3 separate regions of the Homo sapiens genome follow, and all the other regions are linked to region 1. A link is a loop called in an ENCODE intact Hi-C map of the cell type or tissue named here. Cell type or tissue: mammary epithelial cell. All regions are shown on one strand.

Evidence for each region. Hi-C counts contacts between places; a loop is a spot of excess contacts. Peaks named below come from ENCODE experiments on the same cell type or tissue, not always from the same donor. Only the 100,000 strongest peaks of a DNase experiment are listed, where the experiment ranks them.
Region 2: a loop joins it to region 1, with 7 times the contacts of the local background. A loop is called at or near these places in 2 of 110 quality-filtered maps.
Region 3: a loop joins it to region 1, with 5 times the contacts of the local background. A loop is called at or near these places in 9 of 110 quality-filtered maps.

What each region holds. Positions count from the first base shown.
Region 1 is chr18:22,909,360-22,917,359 of GRCh38, reverse strand. All of the region lies in intron 2 of RBBP8-AS1 (RBBP8 antisense RNA 1), which reads left to right. It also overlaps a transcript of RBBP8 not described here. Among named protein-coding and RNA genes, the nearest start is that of RBBP8, 20 kb to the left of the region's middle. RefSeq lists an enhancer at 2,235-2,842. In mammary epithelial cell, no CTCF peak of the experiment used is centred here; DNase peaks (open chromatin) are centred at 3,329 and 4,319; H3K4me3 peaks cover 3,342 bases; H3K27ac peaks cover 4,655 bases.
Region 2 is chr18:22,823,449-22,831,448 of GRCh38, reverse strand. The region is part of intron 2 of RBBP8-AS1 (RBBP8 antisense RNA 1); the gene reads left to right. The region is part of intron 1 of LOC124904263 (a long non-coding RNA gene); the gene reads right to left. Among named protein-coding and RNA genes, the nearest start is that of RBBP8, 110 kb to the left of the region's middle. In mammary epithelial cell, no CTCF peak of the experiment used is centred here; DNase peaks (open chromatin) are centred at 1,458, 3,078 and 4,538; H3K27ac peaks cover 5,991 bases.
Region 3 is chr18:22,853,282-22,861,281 of GRCh38, reverse strand. The region is part of intron 2 of RBBP8-AS1 (RBBP8 antisense RNA 1); the gene reads left to right. Among named protein-coding and RNA genes, the nearest start is that of RBBP8, 76 kb to the left of the region's middle. In mammary epithelial cell, no CTCF peak of the experiment used is centred here; a DNase peak (open chromatin) is centred at 4,201; H3K27ac peaks cover 3,464 bases.

The DNA.
Region 1 (8,000 bases):
GCAGAGTTATTCAGACCCATGTCAATTTGGCTCAAAAGCTCACATGCTTTTCAGTATACTGCCTTTTCTCTTGTAAAGTTAAGAAACAAATGAAAGCGATTTTTTTCAGAGTCCACTTGGACTGAACTAAAATGACCAAATTTAGAAGCATTTTCCAGGTAGGATTTTACCTGTGATAAGATAAGGTAATTAGTAGAATTAACATTTAGTACCAGGAATCAGAATTGAAATTTTTGGCCTTTGGTTCTCCAACTTTCTGTAATCACATTTCCTAGGAATTCCTCAAATTAAAAATGTTTAAAACTTTTTTGAGCACTTGTGTGCAAAGCTTACCCCTTCAATAACAGCTTCTATCACCTCTAAGATGGGTTTTTAAGTCCTGCAATTTCTGTCTTCATAACAAAATTTTCCTGTCAGTTCTAACCAAATTTAAAGAATACTATATTAACTTAGGCAAATCCTAAATTATGAGCATTTAAGAATGACTAAAATAATACAAAAATATATACATACTAAGAAAATAGACAGTTGAGACAGCTTAAAGCAATATTGAGTCAGAAAATGAGAGCGGGATCCACAAGTTGGGCAAATATGAAAGAATGTGAGGCTTTCATCAGTCTGAAACAAAATAATATGATGGCATTAAGAGATTGGGGTTTGAAGTGGTAGTCACCTTTGTTATCAATGGCAATCCCATATATATTCAGCCATTGTCCCAAAAATGTTTGGGGCAATAATGGTATAGATTAAAATATAAAAACAAATGATTTTTTAGTTCACCAAAGATTCATTAACACACTATACAACATAATTTTACCTTTTTAGATTAGATTTCATGTAGTATTCAGAAGAGTCAATGTAGGGTAGTGAAAAAATTACTGGTCTTGGTGGAAGTCAGGAAACCTGGATGTTCTGGCCCCAGATCTACCCTTAGATTATATAATAGTGACTTAGCTATATTTTGGGGCTTTTCATTTCTTAACTCAAAAATGAGATATTGGATTCATTGGTTATTCTTTAAATGTCCCTCTTAGGTAAAAAATGACATAATTCTAAGTGCTTTTAGTGGAAAACACATGAAGATATTCAGGAGGGAAAGAAGTTGCAGTTGTTAAGAAAGCTAGCATTGTTGACAGAAAGAGTTATGCGAAATTGTGCAGCTAGGAATAAAAAGAAATGCATCCTCGACTAAAAGAGTAAAAAAATTTTAAATGAGTGGAATACTTTTTGACTAGGCGCTGAAGTATGTTGGTCTGTATAAAATACATACACACTCCTAATTTGATTGACAAATTTATATATCCTCAGTTTTAACAAAAATATCGCAATGTATCAATATTTTAAAGGACTAAATTTATGGAAAATACATGAAAGTAATATCTAATAGGACTTACATATATTTGAAAATGAAAATTCCATTAAATGAAAATTGTAAAATCCTCTCCCAAAATACAGAGTTAAGCTTGAAATTTTACCCATGGATTTTATATAAATGTATATCTAGTTCTTAAATAGCTTTCTTCAAAACCATAAACATAAAAAATGCTCAATAAATAAATTAGAATCCCAAATTAAATTTATCTTTAAACAGTAAGCCCTATGTTTTAAACACGGTGTGGTTTAAATTTTTTAAATTATCATATGCAATATATTCACCAGAAATACTAACAATGTGCTCTATTGGTATATATATATTACCTGAAAACTAGGTTTCATGTAGTAAATTCAGAAAAATTCAGCCAATTAAAAGTTTTGATCCATATTACCAAAAACTTGTCAAAATACAATTTGTGCTGAATAAAATTAATATTGGCTTGCTGAATCAGCACATTGCTTTTGCAGATACAACATTACATAGCTTTTCAGCAGTTTACCTGGATTACCAGAAATTCATGCAGAACTGCCTAGAAGTAGGACTATGAAGCATCCAAGGGTTTTCCCTGCAAAAAATGAAATCTCATCTGAACATTTATTCACACTTTTAAATTTATTCTTTGTCAACATCCTAAGGAAACTAATATTATAGCCTTTGAGTTAGAAAATAATTTTATAGCCTTTGAGTTTGAACATAGTGACAAAGTGGGAACCCTAGGGACAATGAAAAGGATGCATCAGTCTTGCTCAGCTCAAAGCAAAGTCCTACTAAGATGACAGGAAAGCATTCAGTATAATATGTTAAAAAAATTTTAAATTCCCAGATAAAATCATATGTCAGCTGTTATGTTAAATTAAATGCCCTAGAAGACATGTGCTTCAATTCAATCTAATATCAGTAAATAAAGGGGTAGGATGGTATGCCAACATAAATCTAAAGGGATTGGTAACTTTCATTTTACATGATACAAACTACTAAAATAAATTAATTGGATTACGTAAAGAGAGAGATAAAAGGAAGATTTTTAATATAAATGAAAGGAAGATCCAGGTATTCTTTAACCTAAAAAGTTTTTCAGACCTAATAGGCATGACAAAACCTGTCTTCATTCCTTTCTATTCAGCTCAGCAAGTGCTTTTGAGCTCCAATAGTTAATCAGTTACCAGATTCCACGGTCTTTGTTTTTCACACTCCTCAATTTTTACTGTGAATTGTTCCTCTAATGAATGTACTTAGGATCACCAGCCGGCCAATGCTTTTTTTGGCCTTAAAAGGGCAATTATTATTTATCCACAATTAGATTTACCATATAAAATTGTTACCATATAGCAACAGCCTATAAAACATAATAGTTACATTATGAAGGAAGTAGATGGCTTAATGTAAATCATTAATATGTGAAATTTATTTGGCAAAATTATTCAGTCCAGCTTTTAAAATGACTATAGCCATGCACAACTTACAGAAAAGCATAGTAAGAGAATATTATATACCAAATAACCTTTATGCAAACAATCAATGAACATAACGCAAGTGTTATAAAACAATATCTAGCTTTACAGAAAAGGTATAATGCAGGTATTACTATGTTAAAAATTGATTATCTTTTTAAACATCATTTCTTAATTTAACTTTCCAAAATGCATAGGAAACTGAGAAATTTTAAAAATATACTTACCCTTCGACTTATTTAGAAAACCTCTGCTCTTGGTGAAAAGCAGAAATTGTTTCACTGCTCACTTTCCCTGAATCTATCAACTTAAACATTAAATCAGTGAACACCACCTCTCTGGACCACACTGGTTTGCTAGACACTACTGCTATGTGGAAGAGTTCTGCTGCATCTAAGCTATATACTGAGTGCAATGGATAACCTAATATGCCTTTCATTTAACTGGCTGGGCAGGTTTCTACCGTCTGTGGAACATGGAATCAAACCAGAATATGTTGGCACAACAGGCCAGTAAAACCGGTTCTTCTGTAGATCCAGAACCTGTCCAACCAGTCTGTATCAAAGGCTAGCCCAACTTGCTGCAGCGGCTCAGCTCTGCTAAGCTTGTACTGGGTGGGTTATCCCCACCTCCTGTCAACTCCCAACAAACTACTCAGAATGTTGTAGCCTCCAGCAAAATAATTCAGAGTTCTAGTGGGAGGGGTAGATCTGTGTCAGGTATAGCAAGAGTCCATTGTTATAAGACTCTCGTGGTAGACATATATAAGCAAGTGGTCTATTATCTTCAGAGGTAGGTAATCCTTTTAAACATGTATTCTAGGGCATTCTCTTGACTACAGCCTCTAGAAATAGATTACCTATGATGAAGATGGATCCTATAATGCCTGACCTTTTCCACTAGTCTGCTTGGCTTTGCTTGATCTAGCTTAGCCTTGAGGAGCGAGATTGATATTCCCCACAGGGTAGTGGGCTTGAGAGCTAGAAGGAAGCATTTCTAGAAGGAGAGAAACAAGGTGTAGGTTGACCAAACATTTGCCTGGGTGTGTTATCTTCCTTGTTCTCAAATGATCCTCATACCATTCCAGTCTAAAATTGGAAAAACTCCTACTTCTACATACTAGGGACAACTTAAAAAGGTTTTGCTCTGAATATTCAACAGTTCAACACAAAGTATTGGTATCAACTATGTTTCAAGAACTGTGCCAGGTACAGGGTTCACAATGTAAGTAAAATTAGTAAAGATGAGAGCAACGTCAAAGTTCTCGATTAAGCGTGTCTAGTAAGTTTTGGAAAGAAGAAATGAGCAGCAAAACATTACATTTTGACAGAAATTGGTTTGTATTAAGAGAGATCATGTGGGATTTGTTCTTACTCTCTCATAATACTTGCACATTTAGAAGCAGTATTTCCTGTCTACTGACATAGTGTTTCTGAAACCTTTGTGCTTAAGAATCATCTGAAGTGTTGATTAAGAGCACAGATTCCTGGGCCTAACCACCGCAGATTCTGCTTCAACATTCAATAGGAATGTTGCCCAAGCACTTCTAGTGATTCTGATGCAATTATTGCAGGGACCATAGGCACAATTCCATGCTCAGTTTCTTTTCTATTTTTATACCTAATTAAAAAGAATACATATGAACCAAAAGATGCCATTTTTATTTTTGTATTTCTAGTGTCTAGAACACTGACTGACACTTAGAAGGTACTTAATAAATGCTTATCAGAGTTAAGCAGTTGCTAGATCTCAGGGGAATCACAACTAGTAATGACTATATGAATCAAACTCCACTAAATACTGTAATTATAATAATTGAGATGGGAGCTCAGAAATGGGAGTGAGTATGACTATAAGTATGGGGAAGACTTCACATGGGAGATGGGTTTAGAGGCTTTTCTTTTTAAACCATGGCCAAAGATTTCTATCTGCAGGGTAACAAAAGGCTAAAGGAACAATAAAAATAGTGCCTTTGATTTGATAACAGTAACAAAAGTGTTAAGTATATGAGGACACCATGAATTCAAAACTTGGTAATAAGGTTATTTTCTACAGCAGGGTCAGCAGATTTTTCCTTAAAGGAGCAGAGACTAATAGAGTTTGTCAGCTAGATTGTCTCTGTCTCAACTATTCAGTTGTAACAGTGTAGCACAAAAACAGGCATAGACAATAGTCATTTAAATGGGTGTGATATTGTGAAATACGTGTTTGGTCTTTGACCCTTTTTCCTGGTGTATGACTCCTAAAATCCTTACTCTCCAAAGTGATGTCTTTGGATGCTAATGAGTTGACTGGTAGCTGGCAACCCCTAGGTAGCTTCAGGATGGGGGCTGGTCACCAGAAAGACCAAGGCAGGATTAGGGGCTTAGGATTTTCAGCCCTTCCCTACAACCTGTGGGTTAAATTGATCACTAATGGCCAATGGTTTAATCATACCTATGTAATGAAGTCCCGTGAAAACCCAAAGGACACAATAGCTTTCCGATAGCTGAACACATGGAGCTTCCTGGAGGGTGGTGCACTGGAGAGGGCAGGGAAGTGCAACACCTCTTCTAACGTGCCTACCCCATGACTCTCTTCACCTGTACCTGTGGCAATATCCTTTACTGTAAACTGGTAAACGTAAATGGTTCCCTTCAGTTCTGTGAGTTGCTCTAGCAAATTAATCAAATCCAAGGAGGGGGTCTTGGGATCCCCAATTTATAACCAATCAGTTAAAAGCACAGGTAAAAATAACCCAGGACTTGTTGGCATCAGAAGTAGGGGGCAGTCTTTCGGTACTGAGCCCCAACTTGTGGAATTTGATTTCTAGGTAGATAGTGTCAGAACTAAATTGGAGGATACCTACCTGGTATCTGCTGCAGAATTCATTACTTGCTTGTTGGTAGGGGAAAATCTCCACACATTTGGCTGCAGAAGTCTTCTGTGTTAATTCTTGGTGTTGAGTGAGAGAATAGAAAAAGTACTTTGAGTTTGAGTGTGCTTTTTTCCACACGATTGGTATGGATATGTTCTAATAAAACTTTACAAAACAAGGGGCAGACCAGATTTGGCTAGTAAACCATAGTTTGCTGACCTCTAATCTAGAGTAAAACCTGTGAATTGTTAATTGAAAAATTAACAAGATTGCATAATTGTCTAGGCAAATTGGCTTTTGAGTCATAAAGACTTGGGTTCCATCGCAGTTCTGTTCCACCCTAGCCTTGTCACCTGAATCAAACATCAGTTTTATTTATAAAATGGGAAGCAAAATAATAGTACCTATCTCCTAGAGTTATTACAAGATTCAGATGATAATTTATATAAAGGTTTATCTGCAAATCTAATACACAGTAAGCGCTTGATAAAATGTCAGCTGAAAATAAAACTAGTTAAACATTGCAGGTGAACTTGTTTATTTCTGTTGTTCTTGAAATCCCAGTAAAATGACAGTAGAGAAACCAAAACTGCATGAACCCTTAAAGACCAAAAAGATTGAGAGACGTAGCGGATAAGAGACGTCTATGTGTTTTTGCAAGGAGGAATGAGAATGAGTGGTGACTTAGCAGAATAGAGAGGAAGTCTGACTACTTGCCATGATAAAAGCATGTCTGTCTCTACTGTAGAATGCTGGAAAAACTCAGGATTTGGAGGTACAAGTTCCCCTTAAATAGCCTTGGGGAGTAGAGTGGGCTTGGAATGGAAGGATTGGTTGAAAATCTGTTTAAGCAACAGTTTGCTCCGTTGGTCCCATCTCAATGAAGAAGCCTGGATTCTTCAACCTTGACAGAGATAGATAGGACTTGTTGATTCATGGTAGAAGAGATTATCTCAGGTTTGTTCTAGATTTGGGAATACTAAGCAGAACTGAGAGTGGATGCTAAAGCACCATACTGAAATCAAATGATTATATGATTTTTCCTATTGGTTCTATAACACATTAACCCTCAAATATAGTGGTTTAAAAAAAACACAAATTTATCATCTTATAATTCCAGGGGTCAGAAGTCCAAAATGAATCTCAGCGGGTTAAAATTAACGTGTCAGCAGAGTTGTCTTTCTTCATGGAGGCTCTAGAAAGAAATTTTGTTTTCTTGCCTTTCCCAGCTTCTTTCAGCCACCTGCATTACTTGGCTCATGGCTTCCTTACTTCTTCAAAGCCAGCAATGGATTTTTCATGTCATATCATTTTGTCCCTGACTCTCCTGCCCTCCTCTTCTGTATTTAAATCCAACTGAATAATCCAAGATAATCTCCCTTTGTTAAGGTCAATTTTTTAGCAAGCTTAATTCTACCTGCTATCTAAATTCTCTTTTGCCATGTAACATAACATGTTCATAGGTTCCTGGGATTAGGATGTGTGGACATCTGTGAGAGGCCATTATTCTGCCTACCAGAGAGATTAAGTCAGAGTCTGTGTATTGGTTGGTGAGATACCTATGTCTGTTCATCTGCTTGGTTTCCAAATGCTAGTGACTAGGTTCATATTCTTCACTCACAAAGTAGGAAACTGGAGAACTTCTCTGAGAAACTCTCAAGACCCTGATCACCGTAATGCATTGGCTAAAAACTAGGACTGGTTTCCCCCCACAGGGGACATTTGGCAATGTTTGGAGAGATACTTGATTGTAATAACTAAAGATATGCGCAGAGGTGTGCTACTGGCATCTCGTGGATAGAGGCCAAGGATGCTGCTAACCATTTTGCAGTACACAGGGAAGCTCATCTTCCTGTTCCCCAAAATAATTATTCAGTTCAAAATGTCAATAGGGCCAAAGTTGAGAAATCCTACCCTAATATTAAGTCTATCAGTTAACATCACCCTAACATAAATCAATGACTGATTAGAGAGCATGTAACATGAAAAAGAGAGAGGAAGAGAAACCAACAGGTAAAATGAACATAGAAAAAACAGTCAATGCGGAGAATAGAATAGTGTTTTAAATTGACTATATTAATATGTTCAAAGAAATAAGACAAGTTACTGATTGTGTAAAACAAGAATAGAAAGGCTATCCAAAAGTAGAACTTTTTGAGAACAAAAAAGAGATATTGGAAAGTAAAGATATGATAGTAGAAAGGAAGTCAGTAACCCAGGTAGAGTTTAGTGATTTCACAAAGATTGCCAGATTGGTTAAAAATGTAAGACCCAACTATATGCTGCCTGCAATAAACATATTTTAGACATAAAAAAC
Region 2 (8,000 bases), 86 kb after region 1:
CAGGTGCCACACTGAGAAACAGATTTTGTTGTGGCAAAAGGGCCCAAAAAGTCTTCATTCTTGATCTGACCCATCACCTGAGAATTTTCACCATGTTTCTGGCTTAAAGCTGATAGTGGGTAACGGGTTGCATGTTGGAGGAAACAGGGAGCATGCCTGTCACATGCCATAGTAGGGAGCTTAATGAGGAGGTCAAACTCACTTTTTTTCAGAATTCTGTTAAGACTGTGAGGAAATATAGACAAATAGCAATGCAAGGCAATGGATCATCAGAAATGGGACGTTATTTGGCTGGAATAATTTGAATAGCATTGCTGAGGACAAATGTCCCTGTGAAAGGAGAGGAAAATCTTTTACCCTTATGCTAAAGACACAACAGGTTATAGAAAAAGGGTTTGATGTTTAATTCTACTGTAAGATTCCAAAAAATTTTCCTTACCAGCTTTTCGGTTAATTTGAATAGCATTGCTGAGGACAAATGTCCCTGTGAGAGGAGAGGAAAATCTTTTACCCTCATGCTAAAGACACAACAGGTTATAGAAAAAGGGTTTCATGTTTAATTCTACTATAAGATTCCAAAAAATTTTCCTTACCAACTTTTCGGTAAGTATGCCATATATTATGTCAAATTCCCAGTACATGTGAGGATAATAATTTTCTTTCAGGTTGTTCTAACCTTTAGCACATGGGAATTGAATCACTAGATTATATAGGTTATATTGGATAACTAGGTTATATAGCAGGGTAGCAGTGGCAGTAATGCTAGAGGAAGTGGTGGTTGCCCCAAGATTAAGCTCCTAGGGGCAGTTGTACAAGCCATAATGTTTGGTGCTTTTTGGTAGCACCCATGACTACTTCACAAGATGAGTTTGGCAGCATGACTTTTGGGCTTTGTTCTTGACTGTGTAGCTCCAAGCCTTCCTTTCCATACCTCCTTAATACCTCCTTGATTTTGTAAGCTGCCTAATGTCCTTTTTTTTTTTTTATCTTTTCTAATGTCTTTTAAATTATTTTTACTTTGGCTCTGCTAGACTTTTATTTCTGCTGCTTGCAACCGAGAACATAATAGATACTGTTGGGGATCTTGTTAAAAAACAGATTTCAAGGCCTAGACATAATCATTCAGAATATCTGACATTGGGACCCAGGAATCTAATTTTTAAAGATCTAGAATCAGTCAAATATTTTTTTTCTGTAGCAGGTGACGAAATCCTCAGTTCAAACCAGTTTAAGCAAAAAACAATGTTATTGACTTACATAATTAAAAAGTCTAGGGAGTAGACTAAATTAAGGCAGTACTAAATTCAGAGCTCAAGCAGTACCTTCAGAATTTGGTTTCTCTATTTCCTGGTTCTATCTTCTGTAGTGTTTTCTTTAGTCTCAGATTTTACGTGGTAGTCAGATGGTGGCAGGGACTCCAGACATCCTCTCAGCTTGTGTTCCAGGAGACAAGAACACACTTGTCTTTGTCCTAAAAGGTGTGACTCTGTTGGAGGTCCATACCTGAAACCATTGCTCTAGCTAAGGGAATCCCAAGATTAGTTGGTCTGAGTCTCCTGCCGTCTCTGGAGCCCAGATTATTTCAATAGACTTTTTATTTTTTCATTACAATGACAGTCTCAACTTTTTGTTAGCCATCTTTCCTGAGGGCTACTGAACATCCTCATGCTTGCTGTTAAGTTGTATACTCATTTATACACTTATTCATAAATAGATTGAACACTTACTAGGCATTGTGCTAGGCAAAGGGGATTTAAATGGAATAAAACGTGGTCCTTATTTTAAAAGAACATAGCTTCTAGTGGGAGAGACATATAAGCAAACCAGTATTTAAATCCATTTGATTTATTATAGAACATCTATTGAATGCTTGCTACTACTATTCTAGTGCTGGGGATACACCAGTGAATAAAATAATGTACTTGTCCTGATATTGCTTACATTATAAGGGAACAAGAGAAAATAAATCAATAAAGATATAAATAATATAGGAAAACATGATAAGTATAATGGGACATATTGTAGCATAAAGAAAGTATGATGAGTAAAGAGAAGACTGATGATGCAAAAAGAGAAAGTGGATGATTTCAGGAGCAAAGTCCTTAAGTAGAAGAAAGGGGACAAGATCTGGTGCACAACTGGAGTTGGATAGGGACTGAAACAATTGTTCTTATCTTTTAGGAGGTAAGAATTAAAAAAAAAAACTATGAAAGCCTCTTCATAGCATCCATTTATTAAATATTTTTAAGAGCCTGTTATGTGCCAGGTACTGTTCTAGTTTCTGAGGATATGCCAGAGAACAAAACAAACAAGATTCCTGTTCTCATGGGGAAGACAATAAATAAGTTTAAATATATACATATATAATTTCTTTTTTTTTATTATACTTTAAGTTTTAGGGTACATGTGCACAACGTGCAGGTTGGTTACATATATATACATGTGCCATGTTGGTGTGCTGCACCCATTAACTCGTCATTTAACATTAGGTATATCTCCTAATGCTATCCCTCCCGCCTCCCCCCACCCCACAACAGGCCTCGGTGTGTGATGTTCCCCTTCCTGTGTTCATGTGTTCTCATTGTTCAATTCCACCTATGAGTGAGAACATGCGGTGTTTGGTTTTTTGTCCTTGCGATAGTTTGCTGAGAATGATGGTTTCCAGCTTCATCCATGTCCCTACAAAGACATGAACTCATCATTTTTTATGGCTGCATAGTATTCCATGGTGTATATGTGCCACATTTTCTTAATCCAGTCTATCACTGTTGGACATTTGGGTTGGTTCCAAGTCTTTGCTATTGTGAATAGTGCTGCAATAAACATACGTGTGCATGTGTCTTTATAGCAGCATGATTTATAATCCTTTGGGTATATACCCAGTAATGGGATGGCTGGGTCAAACGGTATTTCTAGTTCTAGATCCCTGATAATTGCCATGAAGAAAAACAAAACAGGGTAAGAAACTGATGAGGAAGAAAGACTTCTGTGAGATGTGATTTTGACTAGATGTTATTTAAAGCCATGACTCTAGATGAGATCACCTAGGGAGGAAAGCAAATAAAGAAGAGAAATCTGAGGACTCAGCTCTTGGGTATTTCACCTTTTCCATTTCAGTAAGAATAGAAAGACCCAGTGAATAAGACTGAGAAGGAGGTAGCTGGTGAGATAAGAAATAAAACAGGGAAATATATGTTGTGGAAGCCAACAATAACCCAAAAATAAGTGATTCAATAAAATGAAGTAATCAACTATGTCTCATGCTGCTGAGAGGATGAGTAAGATGAAAATTAAAAATTGTTTCTTGAATTTGGCAAGAAGGAGATCTTTACCAATGAAAAGATTGGTTTCAGTGGAATCAGGGTACAAGAGTTAGACTAGAGTGTGTTCCACAAATAATGGGAGATGAAAGGATAAAGAGAGTGATTATGGAAAACTAAGAGAATTACTGTCAGTTGGGGAACAAGGAAATTGGGAGAGGAAGTGGTCAGATGGAGTCAAGGAGAGAATGCCCCTGCAACAAATACTTAAACATGAGGAAGCAGCTTTGGAATTGGGCAACAGGTAGAGACTGGAAGAGTTTTGAGGTGCACATAAGGGCGATTCTGGTAAGGGCTCAGAAAGAAAATAGGAAAGCTGGAGATAAAGTTTTTGTTTTCTTAGAGAATACATAAATAATCATAAACTGTTGATAGAAATGTGGACATTAAAGGCCATTCTGGTGAGGTCTCAGGAGAAGTGAGGAACATGATATTGGAAACTAGAGGAAAGGTAATCCTTGTTATAGTGTGGCAAAAATTTCAATTAATTGTGTTTATGTGCTAGTGTTTTGTGGAAGGTAGAACATGTAAGCAATGAAATTGGATACTTAGCTGAGGAGATTTCTAAGCAAAGTGTGGAAAAAGTGGCTTGGTTCCTCCTGACTACTGATAGTAAACTATGAGAAGACAGAGATGAATTAAAGAAGGAATTGTTAAGCAATTCCAGAAGCAGAACTTGCAGACTGGAAAATTCTCAACTTATCCATATTGCAAAAAAAGAGAAACAAGTATGTGTTGCGTAAGCCATCCAGTCTGTGGTATTTTGTTATAGCAGCCTGAGCAGACTAAGACATATTGGTAGCTAGCAGCACTTGGAGAAGTGCAACTTGCAGCATGACATGCTGGCTTTTCTCGCTGTGGATTCGGTTCAGGGTTTTGCTCCAAATCAAAATGATCTGGGAACTGGTTCTTCAAAAGATTGAGTCTCTCACTTGGCCTTCTCCAGGTAATTAATTGTCAAGGTAGTTTATCCTCATTTCCAGAGGGGAGGAAGTTCTGTGAAAAAGGGGATATAGCCTGAGTGAAAGTCGACTTGGCCTGGAAATGACCACCATCTCCATCTGACTCAGAAAGGAGAATGTGGTGTATCTTGCATTCCTACCTTGAAGGGAAGTTTTTTTAAAGCATGGAGATGTGGAAATAGGCAAGTAATTCAAGGCCTTGGGGTAAGGCAGAGGTGCCAAGGCTACCCAGAGGTGGGAGTTTATAGGAGGCGGAAAGACATCCCGAGGACAAGTTTATACAAGAACTGTTCAGGGAAGGACATAAAAGGAAGTGAGGCAAGAAGCCTCAAGATTAACTTGGCATCTTGCAAGTCTTTTTGAAAAAATCCCCAACGGGGTTGTCAAAAAGCCTTCCTGTGTTTTCCTCAGATGCTTGTACTTGCCTCAAGCCTGCTTCCTTGCTGGATGTGCAACTTGAACCAGTCCTTAGATACTCAACCTTGGCAGTATTTAAAGCAAATCATTTCTTGCTTAGCACTTTTCCCTGGGTAGGAGGGAGGACTCTTATGAGCGGGTGTTGGCATGGTTAATGTAAAGCTATGTTCTTCCAGGTAATATTTTGAGGAGAAAAGCAGAATGATGTCATTCCTGCAGGCATGTCCCCCATCGCCAACACACACACACACACACACCCCTACATTGAGGTCCTGTTGAATAACTGACAGACTAAATGTTCAATTCTCTATTTCACTTTTCTATTGAGATATATAAGGCTTCAAAATAAAGTGATACTTTTCAGAGAAAGGTGTGGGTTAGTAAATCTACTGATTGATTGTTCTTTAATTACTTTTTAAGTTTCCCACTAGAGCAGCTATAGATCCTACCTCTCTTTAATACTTCTTTTATTAAAAAAGCATTAATAGATTCATGCTTCCAAAATCTGCAAGAGGTTGTGCTTTTGCTAAAAGATGAGTATTTTTTAGCCTTTATGAGTATCTGTAAAATCTTTAACAAAGATAGGTGTGTCTCAATGGCTAGACTCCAAAGATGAAGCTAGAAACAGTATGACTATAAATGTAGTTTTTGCCAGTGTGCCAACATTTTGTCAAATATAGGTTGTTATTATCATTTGGAGGTATTTACTATTAATATGCCTGGCCTGGCATACATACCTCAGTTTGATGAAGAGCAACAAAGTTTGTTAATGCTTTCTCTAACAAATGTTATCTAGATAGTCTTATAGTAGGAAAGGCATCTAAACTTAGTATAAGAAATAATGCCTATTAAAGCAAATTTAAACTAGGAATTTTTGGGTAATATTGTAGTGTCAAGAAGAATGATGTGCTTGCAGAGTTGCTTCTTTCCATCAAATTGACAGGTTCTACTTGAACTAATAAGATACTGTTGGATGTCATTGAGGTTAATACAAAGTAAACTCCAGAGAACTGATAAGGTTGTGTTACTTGTACAAGAATGCCTGTAATCCCAGTACTTTGGGAGGCCAAGGTGGGCAGATCACCTGAGGTCAGGAGTTCGAGACCAGCCTGGCTAACATGGTGAAACCCCGTTTCTACTAAAAATACAAAAAATTAGCCGGGCGTGGTGGCGCGTGCCTGTAATCCCAGCTACTCAGGAGGCTGAGGCAGGAGAATTGCTTGAACTCGGGAGGTGGAGGTTGCAGTGAGCCAAGATGGCACCATTGCACTCTGGCTTGGGCAACAAGAGTAAAACTCTGTCTCAAAAAAAAAAAAAAAAAAAAAAAAGAAATCTACTACTTGTAGACATGATTTTTGTGGAAAATATATCATCAGCAAAATAAAGACTATTCTTAGTAAGTGCTCTGATTTTCTTAATTCACGGTTCTCAAAATGTGGTCTCTGGACCAGAAGCATCAGCTTCACTTAGGAACTTGTTAGAAATGAGGATTATCAGGTCCCTGTTGAACAGAAACTCTAGGCCTGGGGCTCAACAATCTGTATTTTAACTAGTTCTTAACTAGCGTGATGCATGCTAAGTTTGGAAGCCACTGACTGGAACCCAAATCAGTACTGGGGCTAACAGTGCTTTTCAGTTTTGTAATTACCTAGAAGTCTTTATGTTGGGAGATCCTGACACATAGAATGTTATTTATTGGTCATATTTTCTATAGACAAAATGTTTTGTCTGGATAGGATAGGCAACTGATGATAATAATTTTCATTAATTAACTCATTCAACAAATATTATTTGAATGCTTACAATGTAGGCACTAGGCAAACAAAAGTGAACAAGAGAGAAAAGAGTTCATCTTTGTAAGCTACCATTCTGGTCTGAATGTATATTTTGATGTTAATTTAACACAGTGGCTCAAATTGTCTAGTATTAGATCATAGGGGAAAAAGTTTCTATAATAATACTCTGTGCTTATGGGTGAATTGCCCACTTTTTAGAGCAAATGAATTCTTTCTAGGTTTGACCTGATCATATGACAGTGTTGTATCACATTGAATTAACACAGCCAGTGAAAAGTAACAGTTCAATTAGTTGTTTCATTAATCCCAAATTACTGGATTTTACTCTACTAAATTGACAAAACCAACTAGTAACATTGGAATTATGTCAGTTTAGCATAAGGCTGTACTTATGTGGAAGATTATGTCTGGAGAAAAAACACTGGCGGATGAAAAGAACATTTGGAGCATAAATGATCCAGTTTGGCTATTGCTTGATTTCACTAGTTTTTTTTCATTGCTCCAATTTTTTTTGGTAATATACATAGCCTCCCTATTTGAGAAGAGATTAACCATGTTAACAATAAAAGATGATATAAAGAAAATTTAGGACCAATGTCTAGCTTTATAAAATTTATTTGGTTGCTAGAGAATAAGTGACAATTCTAGTTTTCATCCAATTTAGTGGTTTTATTGGAGGTGAATATGAAATAGAACATACCTTAAGTTCTCTCTACCTTTCTTGAATGTATTAGTATACATGGTAGGGGAATAACAATCCTAAAAAAGAAGCCACTTTATTAAAGCAAACTTTAATAAAGAATCTGAACATTTTTATTCATATGAAGGCACTAAATCTTTCCATTTCTGTCACCATGAATATTTTTTAAAGTAGTTATTAAGCACCAGTTGGCATATGAGGTTTTAATGAATACATTGTATGTTAACCAGTCGCTGTACCTTCTTCTAAAGAGGCTTCCTTTCCCATGAACTAGTCGAAGATGAATGATAGTCTTTTAAAGAAAAATATCGGCTTAATCTCTGGCTACGCCCAGGGAAATCAGAAACATTTGTCTCAGAATTTAGGCCACCCAGTTCAGTGCATGTCTTGTCTAAAAGTGGTTCAACTTCAAATGTTTCAGTCCTGTCTTATGCATCAATATTTATACTTCATTCATTTCTCAAAATTTGCTGATTAAAAGAGAATGGGGTTAAAGATTAGTGGTCTGGCTCTAGCCTTTCATCTTTGGTATCAGGATACTGGGTTTCTCCAGGTTTGATAGTTTGTGAATGTAGGTCAAACCATCAAAATGTATTAAGTTGAGCTGTATTAAATTGTCATTTTTGTAGGTAAAAAATGGCCAAGTATTGAGGCTATGCCATTTGATTAAGCCTAACATTTTCTGTCAAGAACTAACAAAAGCAAGGCATATACTCTTTCATCCTTTCCTTCATTCTCTAAGGAAGAGGCATTTTTAGTTTATATGTTAGTTTGCTTCTCTTTCTCTGTAAAGCTACATTCTCCT
Region 3 (8,000 bases), 56 kb after region 1:
TTTTTAATAATGGCCATTCTGACTGGAGTAAGATGATACCTCCTTGTAATTTGATTTGCATTTCTCTGATAATTAGTGATGCTGAGCATTTTTTCAGATGCCCATTAGCCATTTGTATGTCTTCTTTTGAGAAATAGCTATCATGTCCTTCGTCCACTTTTTAATGGGATGATTTTTTTTCTCTCGAGATGTTTGAGTTCCTTGTATATTCTGGATGTGTCAGCTTAGACCAATGTTGTTGAATAACTTGCAAATATTTTCTCCCATTCAACAGGTTACCTCTTTGCTCTGTCGATTGTTTCCTTTGCTGTGCAGAAACTTTTTAGTTTAATTAAGACCCATTTATCTATTTTTGTTTTTGTTTCCTGTGCTTTTGAAGTCTTAGTCATAAATTCTTTGCCTAGCCCAGTATCCAGGAGAGTTTTCTGTAGGTTTTCTTCTTGTATTTTTATAGCTTTGGGTCTTATGTTTAAGTCTTAAATCCATTTCGAGTTGATTTTTATATATAGTATGTATAAATTTTTGAATAGATTTTGTATGGTGAAAGATGGGGTCCAGTTTCATTCTTCTGCATGTGGGTTTGTGGCAGCACTTACTGAAGAGGGTATCCTTTCCCCAGTGTAAATTCTTGTTGGCTTTGTCAAAGATCAGTTGGCTGTAAATATGTAGTTTTACTTCTGGGTTCTCTATTCTGTTCCATTGGCCTATGCATCTACTTTTATAACCAGACCATGCTGTTTTGGTTACTCTAGTCTTATATTTGAAGTCAGGTAGTGTGATGCCTCCAGATTTGTTCTGTTTGCTCAGGATTGATTTGGATAATCAGTTCTTTTGGCTAATCAGTTCTTTTCTAGTTCCACATACATTTAGGATTTTTTTTTTCTAATTCCATGAAGAAGGACATTGGTATTTTGATAGGGACTGCATTGAATCTTTAGATTGCTTTGGGCAATATGGTCTTTTTAACACTGTTAATTCTTTCGATCTATGAGCATGGGAGGTTTTTTCATTTGTTTGTGTCTTCTTCGACTTCCTTCATTTATGTTTTGTAGTTTTCCTTGTAGATATCTTTCACCTCTTGGTTAAATTTATTCCTAGGTATTTTATTCATTTGTAGCTATTGTAAATAGGATTTCCTTCTTGATTTCTTTTTTGGCTAGATCATTATTGGTGTATAGAAATGCTACTGATGTGTGTGTGTGTGTGTGTGTGTGTGTGTGTGTGTTTGAGACGGAGTCTCACTCTGTCACCCAGGCTGGAGTGCAGTGGTGCGATCTTGGCTCACTGCAACTTCTGCCTCTGGGGTTCAAGTGATTCTCTTGCCTCAGCCTCCCAAGTAGCTGGAACTACAGACGCCCGCCACCACACCTAGCTAATTTTTTATTTTTAGTAGAGACAGGGTTTAACCTTGTTGGCCAGGCTGGTCTTGAACTCCTGACCTCAGGTGATCCGCCCACCTTGGCCTCCCAAAGTGCTGGGATTACAGGCATGAGCCACCGCGCCCGACTGCTACTCATTTTTGTATGTTGATTTTGTATCCTGCAAATTGAATGAACACATTGATCAAATATAAGAGTTTTTTGGTGGAGTCTTTAGTTTTTTTCTTGGTATAAGATCATATTATTAGCAAAGAGGGACAATTTGACTTCCTCTTTTCCAGTGTGGATGCCTTTTATTTCTTTCTCTTGTATTATTGCTCTGGCTAGGACTTTCAGTACTATGTTAAATAGGAGTGGTGAAAATGGGTACAGGATATCTTTTTTAAAGTTATTTTAATGGAAAATTTTAAACAAAAACTAAACAATTGTATGAGGGTTAATGTTTTAGAATATTAAGTTTTAGAAAGTTTACTTATTTTATGAAATAGTGGAAATTCAAGATTATTGCTATAAAAAATCACTGTCATTTATTTGCATTCTTAGATGCTTTCATTTGCTAAAAGAGAGAAAATTGTGTTAACAGAAATTGCACTTGAACAATGATCTATTTCACCTATGCCACAACCTATGGAAAATAGTGTAGTGAACTCCCAAGTACCCATCACTGGGCTTCAGTAATTATCAACACATGGACATCTACCCACTAACTTCTTCCTATCTTTTTTCATATTGAAGCTAATACTAGGTATTACAGAATTTCATTTACGAATACTTCAGTGTGTATATCTTCAAAATATAATCGTTGCAATTATACTTAAAATTAATAGAAAATTAAAAATATATCAAGTATTCCATCTGTGTTCAATTTCTTCAATTATAGGTTTCAAACACAGTCCACATGTTGTACTTAGTCACTATATCTCTTAAATCTATAGACCCCTCTCTTTTTTATCTTGTTTTGGTTAGGTCCCTTAATAGAATTCCTAACTTGAAGGTGGTTAGAGACCTTAGAAAGTTACCGAATTCATACTTCATGTCAAGCATGATCACACCTAAATTATCTTGGGCAGAGAGGAGCTGTCTGAGAAAGTTGCCATTCTGATGAAATCGGCTCTCTTGAAGTGTCTTCTACATTGAGATATGTGAGGTTGTGATACTTTGTGGAAGGGAGATATCTAAATCTAAGGTGCACAATAGCTAGTAGTGCTAGAAAGACCTCTTATTTGCTCCAGCTCTGTTTATTAGAATTCACTTTCATTACTAACCTGACAACAAGAGGTTTTCTTTGTGAGAGGCAAGGGGGTTACTATGGAAGTATAAAGAACTTTCTCAATGGAAGAATTTGTCCAGGAATGATGTGTCCCTTCTGTGAGTCTCTGGAATTCTTAACCTTAGTCAGAAATTCAGTTAAACAGTGTTTATATGCTATTTTATATTATCAAAGGGTAATTGGTGTTTTCTTTAGAATCCTGGCCAAATTCCAACTCTGATAAATACGTTCTACTTCCCTAAATTTCCCCTGCAATTTCAAATGGATTTGGTATTCTTAATTACCTGCCCCAACCTGTTGCTTGGTGTTGAAGTTCACCTATTAAGCAGCTGCTACTTGTGGTTTCAGAGGGACCCAAGTAAATTTGGCAAATGAGTGGGTGTATGTGTGTGTATGAATGACTTGGAAGGCTCTAGAACTTAAACTTATTTTCTAATATGAAAAAATTTAAAACAGAGAGAGGGAAAGAGAGAGAAAGAAATATACATAATAAATATATAGTACTCCACAACTATGGGGCCTTTCGTTTTCTTGCTCTGTTACCCAGGCTAGCTCAGTGTAACCTCAAAATCTGGTGTCAATCTCCTGGCCTCAAGTGATCCTCCTGCCTTGGCCTCCCAAAACGCTGGGATTACAGGCATGAGCCAACACACTGGCCTGCTCAGTAAACCTTTATTAAGAAGTTTGTATGTGTAAGGTTTTGCTCTAGATATGGTGGAGGATACAAAGATGAAATAGATAATAGTTCTTGCCTTAGAAGATACCTATAATATTAAGTAGTACTAATTAACCTTTTTAAAAAGTCTCCTTATAGTGAATAAAAACTTGGGCAAGTTACTTACCTCTTTAATCCTAGGTTTTCTTATCTGTAAAATGGAGATAAATATTTATCTGAGAGCGTTTGTGAGCATTTTAACATTTGAAGTGCTTTTTGATATTGCCTGGCACATAGTAAGTAGGTGCTTAGTGACCATTAGTTATTGTGCGTTTTAAAATGTATCACTTAGGTCAGCTGCTAGAAAAATGTGAATACCATGGAAGACTGTACTAGGTTGAGCATTCAGATTCAGATATCTCAACTGTCTAGATTACAGAACCATGGATGGACAGCTCACTCATCCCATAAATGCCAGGATTACAGGAGAATTCCACACCCAAGTTTTCTAGCAGGCTCTAAATCTTTCACTTACTAGATCTCTGGTAAAGATTGTAAAGTCAGGAAAAGGAATTGGTATCCTTCTGCTCCTACCCCATTATCGAATTTAAAATTTGGAATGGTGTTGGGGACTAAGATTTGGAAATTCAGAACTTTAAAGCTGTTATAACAGGAGAAAATAAAAACTTTACTGTTTGGCATTGGCACATATTCCAAAGTTCCTCCCTATTTAATGAGCTTTAAGCTTTCATATGAAACATAAGACACTAAAGGAAAAAGTATTGCCACAAGGCTAATGATGACAACAGCTGCCAGCACACCTTCCATCAAAAGCATGTGAAGACTTGAAACAAACCTGAGCTCTGGTTTGTTTTAGAAGCATCACTGTGACATGCCTGTGCCGGCAGAGGCTCAGAATACATTCCTTAACACTAGGACTCCAAGGTGTGCTGGATGCCAGAAGCCCAGTGGTAATGAGAGAGCAATTGTGAAGCTTCATTCAGATGATGTTCTTTCATTGTGGGTATGCTAGCTCAGAATGTTTGGTGTAGGGAGCCACAATAAAGAATCGGCCAATCCCTTTCCTTCATCAGGGGTTATAGTCTGGCAAATACATGTATTCATACCCTCATCCTCCAGATATTTATTGACTGCCCACTATGTTCAAAGGTTGGTGTTGGTGATTAAAGCAAGTAAAATAGTATATTTGGGACTGTCAGTAGATTATAAACTTCATATCCTATTCTTTGTGTTTTTAGACAAAATCCACTGGGATACTTTAAATTGAATCAAATATATGTATATATATACATACACACATAATATGACTACAAAAAGTAAAAATTTTATTCTTTTATATTGATAATTTACTATATGTAGAACACCATTCTAGGTACTTAGGAAATCCTAAGAAGAATATGGTTGGACTCTAATAACTAGGTTAGAGTGAGAACAGGCTACTTCAGCTTCACAGAGAAATCTGTATTTTTTTTCCATGGGAAACATACTCTGCTTATAAACATATGGTCCATTTACTAACTCTTGGTTTCCTACCTATATATCAGATAGCTAGGTCATTCTAAAAACCCTAAATTGGCAAGTTGTGATCTTAACCTTAACAGTTACTGTGGGCTTTCCATACACATTCTCACTGTGATCACTTCCCCCACTTCAATTTGAGTGAGCGGTGGAAATTCACCTCCCCCTTTCAGCATTTTTAAAGATTATAGTTCCACAAGTATCCATTGGGATAAACAGTGTATATTTGGTGTCTCCATTTCAAACCATATTTGTCTTTCACAAGTAGAGTAAGAGGGAGTTTTGGGAAAAATTTGTACAAATCTAATAAAATCAATGCTATGTAATCAAAGTTTTATTGGATAAGGAACACTTACATAGTAAAAATGTGCTGCATTTCTAACTTCTAAAAGTCTAGGAACAAATGGGTTTTATTAAACTATTATCAACAGATTGATGTGCTAAGACAGAATGATACATTTTGTTCTCTTTGTTATCTGAAAAGCCAGTTATATTCATTTGCACCCACTCTTTTTTTTCCTATCATATTCTTAATAGTTAAATTTCATTCAACTCCTCCTCCCCACTTCTGGCCAGTTCCATCATGCCTTGAAATACACAAAATCTATCAGATCTTTCTTCTTGGTCTGGCTTTTTCTGTTTCCTTTAGTGCCCAGGAATATTACCCAGATTCTTTTTCACTTTGGCAGTTCCATTTTCCAGGCATTCGTAGCCTTATTAGCATATATTAACAAAGATGTGATTCTTGTCTCAACGAGTGTTTAGCACTCTGTTTAGATAGATAAGACATACCTTTTAGGAGAAGTAACTCCTACCTATACTTTTTTCATGGAATTTTAATTTTATGAAAGACCATGAAGGTCTTATAATTTAGTAAGTATAAGTAGCATTGGAAACCCAGGCACATAAAAATAAAAATCTTTTTTCTTTAAATGATTTCAGCATTGTGGAGTGATTCAAAATATTAAACAGCAGCATAGACTTCTTCTAAAAATGGTTCTTTATTTATATCACTGGCTATTTAGTTGGTTAGTCTTTGATATGTTGGGGCTTTTTATGCTATTGTTGCTTTAAATGCATAATCAAATGGTCCAGCCATGTAGAGATTCGAATTATTGTCAAATCAAACAACATAATACTATATTAATTTTTTATCCTAAATACAAATTATATCTTCATGTAATTGTATTTATCATAGTCCTTTAGTAAAATAGAAAAAAGTAGAAGGAAGTAGAGATAACATTGGCCAAATAATTATTTTTTGAAATTATTAATAAGAATGCTTCTGATTTCTTTTTTTTTTTTTTTTTTGAGACGGTGTCTTGCTCTGTCGCCCAGGCTGGAGTGCAGTGGCGCCATCTGGGTTCACTGCAAGCTCCACCTCCCGGGTTCACACCATTCTCCTGCCTCAGCCTTCCAAGTAGCTGGGACTACAGGTGCCCACCACCACGCCCGGCTAATTTTTTGTATTTTTGGTAGAGACGGGGTTTCACCATGTTAGCTAGGATGGTCTTGATCTCCTGACCTCGTGATCCACCCACCTCAGCCTCCCAAAGTGCTGGGATTACAGGCGTGAGCCACTGCGCCCGGCCAAGAATGCTTCTGATTTCTAAAGACACAGCAGTACCTCTGGTGGGTCAATGGATAATAAACTTCACATGTAGTGGAACTAGGTTATTTATAGTTAGGCAAATGAAGAAAACAAATATTTGTTTATTGGAAGCCATACTGCAATTTGAATTATTTGAAAATGCAAACACAATTTATACAACTGTCTATTATGTTTATGGTTCCAGATAAGATACGGTTCTGGTTCAATTAGAATGTGCTTCTTGAAAAGTATTTTCAACTCCTATTTGAAAAGTAATAGTAAGCAGAAAGTGGTACAGAATTCAAAGTACCACCAAATAGGTGATAAGATAACCATTTCTTGTTTCTAGGTAACCCCTAACCTGAACTTAAGGCAACCCAAACCAAAAAGGGAACATAGACACAGAGAGCTCCAGGAGGAGACCTCTAATTCTTCCAGGAAAAGATTAGCTAATATTTAGAGAAAGAGTTGGAAATCCCCTTTCTTCCTCCTTCTCTCCCCCAGCTCCTCCTCTTCTTTTTTTCCCTCCTCTTCTTTTTCTCCTACTCTTTCTCCTTTAAGTCTCTACTCCATTCTCTTCTGCCAGTCTTTAGGCAATTGTGCTGTGATAGGGGCAGTGACAGCAAGAACAGCAGCTACTGGGTTCCTCCTAAAACTGGGGCATGGGAACATTTCTCTCTGATGGGAGAAGCTGTGGTTTCAAAAATGTGGAGTGAAACCCTCTTGCTTTCCCTCCACTTGTTATCTTGCTGTTGGCTCCAGAGAGGGGCCACTAGAAAATGTGGAGGAGAGGGAGGTATGGTGGCTTATGCCTGTAATCCCAGCACTTTGGGAGGCTGAGGTGGGCGGGTCATTTGAGGTTAGGAGTTTGAGACCAGCCTGGCCAACATGGTGAAACCCCGTCTCTACTAAAAATGCAAAAAAATTAGCTGGGCATGATGGTACACACATGTATCCCAGCTACTAGGGAGGCTGAGGCAGGAGAATCGCTTGAACCCAGGAGGTGGAGGTTGCAGTGAGCCACTGCACTCCAGCCTGGGTGACAGAGTGAGACTCCGTCTCAAAAAAAAAAAAAAAAAAAAAAAAGAAAAAGAAAAAGAAAATGTGGAGGGGAGGAGAGAAGTTCAGTGTCCTGATTAGAACATTGAAAAGGGAGCCCCAGGGCACCAGAAGTACTAGGGAGATCATGGAGAGCAGGGAGCCTGGGAAGAAAACTCATAAAGTTGTCTGTGAACTCTTGAGCTCACCCTGGATTTGTGCATGCATGGATCCTAAACAGGATACTAAATACTTTGAGAACTGAACTAAGGGGTAGGTCACAGTCTAGGTCCCACACTGGTCATTCAATGACACACACATGGAACAGAACTGAACAACAGTAAAATCTCAACCTGCATAAGAATCAACAGATGCCACTGCTAATGTATCACAAATGTTGAAATTATCTGATAAAATATGTACAAATAAGTAAGGGCATACACTCTTGAAAATAATGAAGAGATAAAAAGTCCTAACAAAGAAATAGATAATATAAAGAATAACCAAAGAGAAAATTTAGAACTGAAA